Linked DNA regions of Homo sapiens: region 1 is linked to region 2. The links are chromatin contacts, found by Hi-C or POLR2A ChIA-PET in ENCODE. All regions are on one chromosome and are shown on one strand. The core of a region is the stretch at or near the end of the contact, and the rest is flanking DNA. Distances in the headings are between cores, read along the strand shown.

Region 1 (3,930 bases), core at 688-3,187, 44 kb before region 2:
CTCTGTGTACAGTTCCAGCTACACTAGAACTGGGTTATGTGACAGTTACTTTGAAACTTTTGCCCTTTGTCAGCCTCTCAATCATGTTGCTACCATATTAATCTTTCTCAAACTCAAATTTGACCCCATAACTCCCCTGTTTACAGGCCTCCATTACTTCCCTGTTTGCCTGAGAGATGAAGTATGCAGTCCTTAGCATGATTCACAGAGCCTTCAGTGTACCCCTTCCCTAAGCAGCCTTTTTCAGCAATACAAAACCCTTTTCTGTTCTCCAAACACAACATAACAGTTTATGCCCCTGGGCCTTTGTACAGATTCTCCTCACTGTTTAGGATGCCTTCCTCATTCCTTTGCCCAAATCCACTGTCACAAATTTCTGTTCATTCTTAAAAATAAATGTAGGTTTTCTCCTTTCTGAAGTGGTTCCTGAACCAAAGTGTTTACTATATGTAAGAGCTTCCTATCTGGCCTTCTTCCTTTTGCTCTTTCCCCCACTATCAGTTCCCTAACAGCAGCCAGACTGAGACTACTTCCTGCTCAGAAACCTCCTTTGGCTTCCGGTCCTACTCAAAGTAAAATCCAAACTTCTTCTATTTACAAGGCCTGACATCAGGCCCTTCCTGTCTCTTTAACTAACTCTTCTGCCACTCCCCTTTAGGTGACTCCCACCAAACTTGCCCTCTTGCTATTTCTTGAATATTTCACACTTATTCCCAGTTGTGTTGGGGAACCCCAAGACCACACCCTCAGGTGCAGTAATTTGGTAGGAAGTGTTCCTAGTAAATCTATGCTGACTCAAAGGACTCAGTGTAGAGTTGTGTTCACAGCTATAATTTGTCATAGTGGAAGACTAGAAGGCAAAATCAGCAAAGGAAAAGTATGGAATGAAGTGTAGGGGAAACCAGATGTAAGCTTTCAAGGGTCCTCTCCCGGAGGAGTCACACGGAGTGCTTAAATCCAGCAGCAACAAGTTAAGATAACACATGTGAAATGTTTTCCACCCAGGTAGCTTATTAGAGAACTAGAGTTTTTATTGGGGGCTGGTTAAGTTGGCAGTCTCTTCCTGGCATGTACCAAACTTGCAGAAGGAAAGCAGGTGTTCAACATTGTACAGTTTGGGTGAGCCACTCTTATCTGTAGGATGGTGAGAACTCTCCAGAAATCTAAATTTCCAGATGCTAACCAAGGGCCAACCTTGGAAGCCAGCCTTCTCAAAGAGAGAAGTTTATGTCTGTTTTTTTAACTCTTCTCTGCACAGTCTACTCCCTAGGTCATTGGCCAAGGCATCTTTATAGCAGAGTTACCAATAAGACCCAGATAGTAGTGAGACCAGCCTGCAATATTGATTTTAGGTATGCCTTTTAGGAGGCCTGGACTTAGCCAGTTAAAACAATTCCCATTTATCATAATGGTCTATCTTAGAAAAACAATAGGCTTCCTCCCTAAGTTTTAACCTTTCTAATCTTTTTACCTTTTTTTTTTTTTTTTTTTTTAGACGAAGTCTCGCTCTTGTCCCCCAGGTTGGAGTGCAGTGGCATGATCTCTGCTCACTGCAACCTTCGCCTCCTGGGTTCAAGCGATTCTCCTGCCTCAGTCTCCCAAGCAGCTGGGATTACAGGCACCTGCCACCACACCCAGCTAATTTTTATATTTTTAGTAGAGATGGGGTTTCACCAGGTTGGCCAGGCTGGTCTCGAACTCCTGACCTCAGGTGATCCACCCACCTCGGCCTCCCAAAGTGCTGGGATTACAGGAGTGAGCCACCGCACCCGGCCTACCTTTTTTAAAACACATTTTACCTATTATTTGTTTTTGTACGTGGTCTTAAGTTTCTGTATTAACTTTTTTTTTTTTTAATCAGCTGCAGCACAACTGTGGCCTAGTAAGTGGAAGCTGACCTAAAAGCTTTCCAGGGCTGAGTCAGTCTCATGAGAGTCAGAGTACAAGAAGTTCCGTCCCAAGCCGGGCGCAGTGGCTCATGCCTGTAATCCCAGCATTTTGGGAGGCCAAGGCAGGTGGATCACTTGAGGCCAGGAGTTCAAGACCAGCCTGGCCAATATTGCAAAACCCCATCTCTGGTAAGAATATAAAAAATTAGCTAGGTATGGTGGCATGAGAATCGCTTGAGCCTGGGAGACAGAGGCTGCAGTGAGCCAAGATCATGCCACAGCACTCCAGCCTAGGTGACAGAGTGAGACTGTCTCAAAAAAAAAGAAGAAGAAGTTCAGTCCCAGAGGGTACACATGGTAACCCTGGAAGCAAACCATCAATTACAGATACTCTGTTTCCAAAACTCAAAAGAGTTCAAATTCCAGTCCTCTCACTGGCAGCAAAAAGCAAGGAAGTTGTGTCCCACTAAACATTTTTTTGCAGCTTCCCCTGATCAGGATTATTCCTCTGGTATTTACAAAATTACAGGTGTTTAACATTTTATTTTAATTTTTACAATACATCTAGATGCAATAGCCACAAAATATAAAGCTATTTTAAAAATATTCTTCTTTTTCTTTTTTCTCCCTACTGCAGTTTACTCAGCCTCCTAGCAGTAAATTCAGTGTTTGCACTGTTAACATTACAGCTGCCAGGGAAGATCCTGGAATGCAGTGGAGGAAGGGAGGTGGGGGAGGATATTGTAGCAAGAGCAGCAGCCAGGCTGAAAAAAAACTGCTGGATTGTTACCTCCCCCAGTTTTTTTGTTTGTTTTCTGGTTTATCTAAAATTTTGTTCCAGACCAGATTTAACTTTTTAAAGAGAGCAGTTCAAACTTGTAACGTTTTTGGTTTGGCCCATCCTTGGGAATTTGGGGGTCCTTTCTCTTCCCATCTAGAAGAGAGAACAAAAACTACAGGCCTCACCTGCAATACACTGCCTTTTCCCTCATTTTAGCCAGCAGGACTAAAAGCAGTCAGGGGCATCCAGCAAGCCAGCTTTCCTGGAGCTGGATCTTTTACTTTCAGATTCTATGGCTCTCAACAAACAGCAGCTCAGCTACTGCTTCATACTGTGGATGACTCCATGACCACTCAGGCCCCAGAGATTCATCATATTCTGCCCTTTAGCCTTCCTCTTCTTAACGCTTTCACCATATATCAGTGAGTCAGGGTCATTCTAGCAAATCCCACTTCTAATGCATCTGTGTCAGGGAACCCCTAAACCATCCCCAGGTTTAATGATTTGGTAGGGGGATTTGACATATAGTTGCCTTCACAGCTATGATTTATTACAGCAAAAGGGGACAAAGCAAAATCAGCACAGGTGCAAGGTACATGGGGGGGAAGTCTGGAGGAAACAAGGTAGAAGCTTCCAAGGGTCCTCTCCCTCAGAACTGATGCAGGATCACTTAATTACCCCAGCGGCAAATTGTAACAACGCATGTGAAATGTTGTCTACCAGGGAGGCTTGTTAGAGACCCAGTGCCTGGAGTTTTTATTGAAAACTAGTTTGTAATCACCCTCTGCTAGCATGTACCAAAACTGTAGAATCCCAGAAGAAAAATGGGTAGTATTGCGTGTAAACCACATGTTTGTACGGTTTGGGCTCCGTACACTTTTATAAGTTAGAATGGTGGCGTGTCCGGAATTTGTTCCTTCTAATGCCCAGACTTCAGGGTTGATTCCCTCCTTAAGCAGGGGACAACAAATGGGTAACTTGTTCCCCATATTCATGTAGATAATAGCTCCAGCTTTGGCTAATATATCGCTCCCTAATAAGGGTCCTGGGACTTCCAGGCATAACAAAGGCATGTGAAAAGAGCAAAGTCTCCCAATTACAACTGAGGAGGTGGGAGAAATACCTGGTTACAGGCTGTCCCAGGATTCCTCGGTTGGTAACGGTCCTTGAGGACAGTTGTCTGGGACAGGAGGTTAACACTGAGAAGGCCACAGTGTCCAGGAGGAAGTCAATTTCCTGGCCCTCAATGGTTAAACGTAC
Region 2 (3,594 bases), core at 701-3,200:
GTTTTTTGTGAGCTTTACTTCTTTGGAATGGAATATACTTATGCAAAACCTTGTGAACTGACTCCTTGCACTAACGCGAGTTTGCCCCACCTACTCTGTAATTTGCTTGTTTGTTTTGAATATACAGAGCCTTGATCCAGAAGCCAGAGGATGGACTAAGTGGGAGAAATTAGAAAACAAAACGAACTCTGGTTGGGGTACTACGATCACAGACACAGACATACTTTTCCTAAAGTTGAAGCATTTGTTCCCAGGATTTATTTTACTTTGCATTTCTTTTTGCACAAAGAACACATCACCTTCCTGAATTCTTTAAATATGAAATATCATTGCCAGGGTATGGCTTACAGTGACTACTATTATAATACTAAAACTCAGAGAATCAAAGATGGATTAAACTCAGTGGTTGATGAAAGCCAAAACCTGTTTGTACTGTTCTATACTATTCAGGTATCTTTTTATTTCTGATAGTTTTATATTATAATAGAAAGCCAGCCACTGCTTAGCTATCATAGTCACCATTTTCTCACTGTTAACATTAGGAAAATCAAGGCTACTATGCTTCAGGATTGTCTGGTTAAATAGTATGGGAAAAAAACTGAAGAGTTTCACATAATTACACACGTGAAATAATTAAAGCTTAAACTGAATTTGTATTTCATTTTATTGTCAGATGGTGGTGTTCACCAGCCTGTATCTTGTCTGAGACTGCATTCGTATCTGAGCAGGTTTTCTATGCCTACTGATGTCAGTATGTTTATACTAACCTTCATGCTTTTTTCCCAGAATCCCTCATCTGCCAGAAAACTTGAAAAGTTTATTGCTTGTAGAGTTGTACTGCTTTGATTTTTGAAGTTGGGGTAGTAGTTAGAACTAGATTTAACTAGTCTATAATGAACATGAAGGCTTTTATATATGAAGTTGTATACCTTTTTGTGTTTAGAGAATTATGGGAAACCTGGTAAGCAAAACTTTCCTCCCAGATAATTGCTTCCAAATTCGAAGAGTTAGTCACCAAGAGAGCCATATGTATGAAAGCGTATCTGTGAAAGGTAGGAAACTTACCCCCCCTAAGTGTAATGTTGCTTTAGGCAACTCTTGTAAATAGTGAGACTTGTTTGGTCTCTTACATGTAGAGATTTGAGTGCAGTTGGTACAGTACTTTGGTGTCTCCACCACTGTCCCTTCTCCCCGCTTCAAAATAAGTGTAATCCACGGTAGCAGCCACACTTCCTTTAGAAGGAACTGTTATAATTTATTTAAAAGTTGAAAAACCACCCAAGATGACTACCAACTTTCACTTTTTTCTTCTGCCATCCACCCTCATTTTTCCTTTAGCAAGATTTTTATATCTAACTTTCCTTCCCTCCATTGAGTACGTGCTTTGAGAAAACATTTCTTAAAACAGTGTGTGCCACCTAAGGCTGGATGGGAAAGTGCAGTCTTGTTGTTCATATAAAAACACACTTCTTATTAGTTTACCACTTGCCTTTTTCTATTGTTAATGTTCTGAATTTCCTTTTCTTGGCTTGTTTCTACTTCATTTTACCCTGGGTCACTTGCTGCCAGCAGTTTGTGAATGGTGTCTTTCAAATAACTTAGTTCTTATGGCTTCACTTAAAGACTGTCTCAAAAATACTTTGCTCTCTTCTTCTTTTTTGTTCATGGGACATGGTACCTAAGCAAATAGGAGTTGGGTTTGGTTTTTCTCCTAAAATAATGCTCAATACTTACCTAATCAAATGGCATCCATTTGAATAAAATGACAATAACTAAAGCTAGTTAATGTCAGTGACATTAAACTAACTCCAGGATTCAGGAGTTTTAATGTTAGAATTTAGATTTAACAGATAGAGTGTGGCTTCATTTGTCCATGGTAGCCCATCTCTCCTAAGACCTTTTCTAGTCTGTCTTCCTGCCTTCGAACTTGATGACAGTAAAACCCTGTTTAGTATTCTCTTGTGCATTTGGTTTGTTGGTTAGCCGACTGTCTTGAAACTATTCATTTTGCTTCTAGTTTTATTTTACAGAGGTAGCATTGGTGGGTTTTTTTTTTTTTTTCTGTCTCTGTGTTTGAAGTTTCAGTTTCTGTTTTCTAGGTAAGGCTTATTTTTGATTAGCAGTCAATGGCAAAGAAAAAGTAAATCAAAGATGACTTCTTTTCAAAATGTATTGTTTAGCACTTAACTCAGATGAATTTATAAATTATTAATCTTGATACTAAGGATTTGTTACTTTTTTGCATATTAGGTTAATTTTTACCTTACATGTGAGAGTCTTACCACTAAGCCATTCTGTCTCTGTACTGTTGGGAAGTTTTGGAAACCCCTGCCAGTGATCTGGTGATGATCTGATGATTTATTTAAAGAGCCGTTGATGCCTCCAGGAAACTTAAGTATTTTATTAATATATATATAGGAATTTTTTTTTATTTTGCTTTGTCTTTCTCTCCCTTCTTTTATCCTCATGTTCATTCTTCAAACCAGTGTTTTGGAAGTATGCATGCAGGCCTATAAATGAAAAACACAATTCTTTATGTGTATAGCATGTGTATTAATGTCTAACTACATACGCAAAAACTTCCTTTACAGAGGTTCGGACTAACATTTCACATGCACATTTCAAAACAAGATGTGTCATGAAAACAGCCCCTTTACCTGCCAAGACAAGCAGGGCTATATTTCAGTGACAGCTGATATTTGTTTTGAAAGTGAATCTCATAATATATATATGTATTACACATTATTATGACTAGAAGTATGTAAGAAATGATCAGAACAAAAGAAAATTTCTATTTTCATGCAAATATTTTTCATCAGTCATCACTCTCAAATATAAATTAAAATATAACACTCCTGAATGCCTGAGGCACGATCTGGATTTTAAATGTGTGGTATTCATTGAAAAGAAGCTCTCCACCCACTTGGTATTTCAAGAAAATTTAAAACGATCCCAAGGAAAGATGATTTGTATGTTAAAGTGACTGCACAAGTAAAAGTCCAATGTTGTGTGCATGAAAAGGATTCCTTGGTTATGTGCAGGGAATCATCTCACATGCTGTTTTTCCTATTTGGTTTGAGAAACAGGCTGACACTATTCTCTTTGATTAGAAAATAAACTCATAAAACTCATAATGTTGATATAATCAAGATGTAACCACTATAAATATGTAGAAGAGGAAGTTTTAAAAGACCTTAAGCTGGCATTGTGAAGGAACACCATGGTAGACTCTTTTTGTAAATGTATTTTGTATTTAATGAAATGCAGTATAAAGGTTGGTGAAGTGTAATATAATTGTGTAAACAAATCCTGTTAATAGAGAGATGTACAGAATCGTTTTGTACTGTATCTTGAAACTTGTGAAATAAAGATTCCACCTCTGGTTATCCTGTATGCTGTAATATACCACAACCAAGCACCTTTCCAGACAGACTTTTTTTAAGCTGAATGATTCAATTTTTTAATGTTTTTTGGAAATTCAGAAGCTTCTGAAAACATTCACTTGTGGCAATTTGAATTTATCTTTCATTTTAAACTCCTGAAATTCAGATTTTTACAAGTCCAATATTGCCCTAGGGAGAACATGAATTTGCT

The links. A loop is a pair of places that touch in the nucleus more often than their neighbours do. ChIA-PET counts read pairs that join two places held with the same protein, here RNA polymerase II (POLR2A). Pooled maps may share reads with other maps.
Region 1: a loop to region 2 is called in a map of Ramos, with 2.4 times the contacts of the local background. The contact joins two enhancer-like sites. A Hi-C loop is called at or near these places in 7 of 168 maps with a recorded cell type or tissue (CD4-positive, alpha-beta T cell, CD8-positive, alpha-beta T cell, OCI-LY7 and 4 more), 9 of 37 single-sample maps with no recorded cell type and 12 of 50 pooled maps. POLR2A ChIA-PET finds 5 or more read pairs at or near these places in 8 of 52 experiments (Caco-2, GM12878, K562 and 5 more).

What each region holds. Positions count from the first base shown.
Region 1 is chr14:81,516,223-81,520,152 of GRCh38, reverse strand. The region is part of intron 3 of SEL1L (SEL1L adaptor subunit of SYVN1 ubiquitin ligase); the gene reads left to right. Among named protein-coding and RNA genes, the nearest start is that of SEL1L, 16 kb to the left of the region's middle. Within about 2 kb of position 1,937, at least 22 of the 41 ENCODE cell types and tissues checked have a DNase peak (open chromatin) inside an H3K27ac peak, as active enhancers do; they include CD8-positive, alpha-beta T cell, where a contact is called at or near this core.
Region 2 is chr14:81,472,712-81,476,305 of GRCh38, reverse strand. It overlaps SEL1L (SEL1L adaptor subunit of SYVN1 ubiquitin ligase), which reads left to right. Exons shown (of 21, transcript NM_005065.6): 21 at 1-3,594. Among named protein-coding and RNA genes, the nearest start is that of LINC02308, 24 kb to the right of the region's middle. Within about 2 kb of position 1,950, at least 5 of the 41 ENCODE cell types and tissues checked have a DNase peak (open chromatin) inside an H3K27ac peak, as active enhancers do; they include CD8-positive, alpha-beta T cell, where a contact is called at or near this core.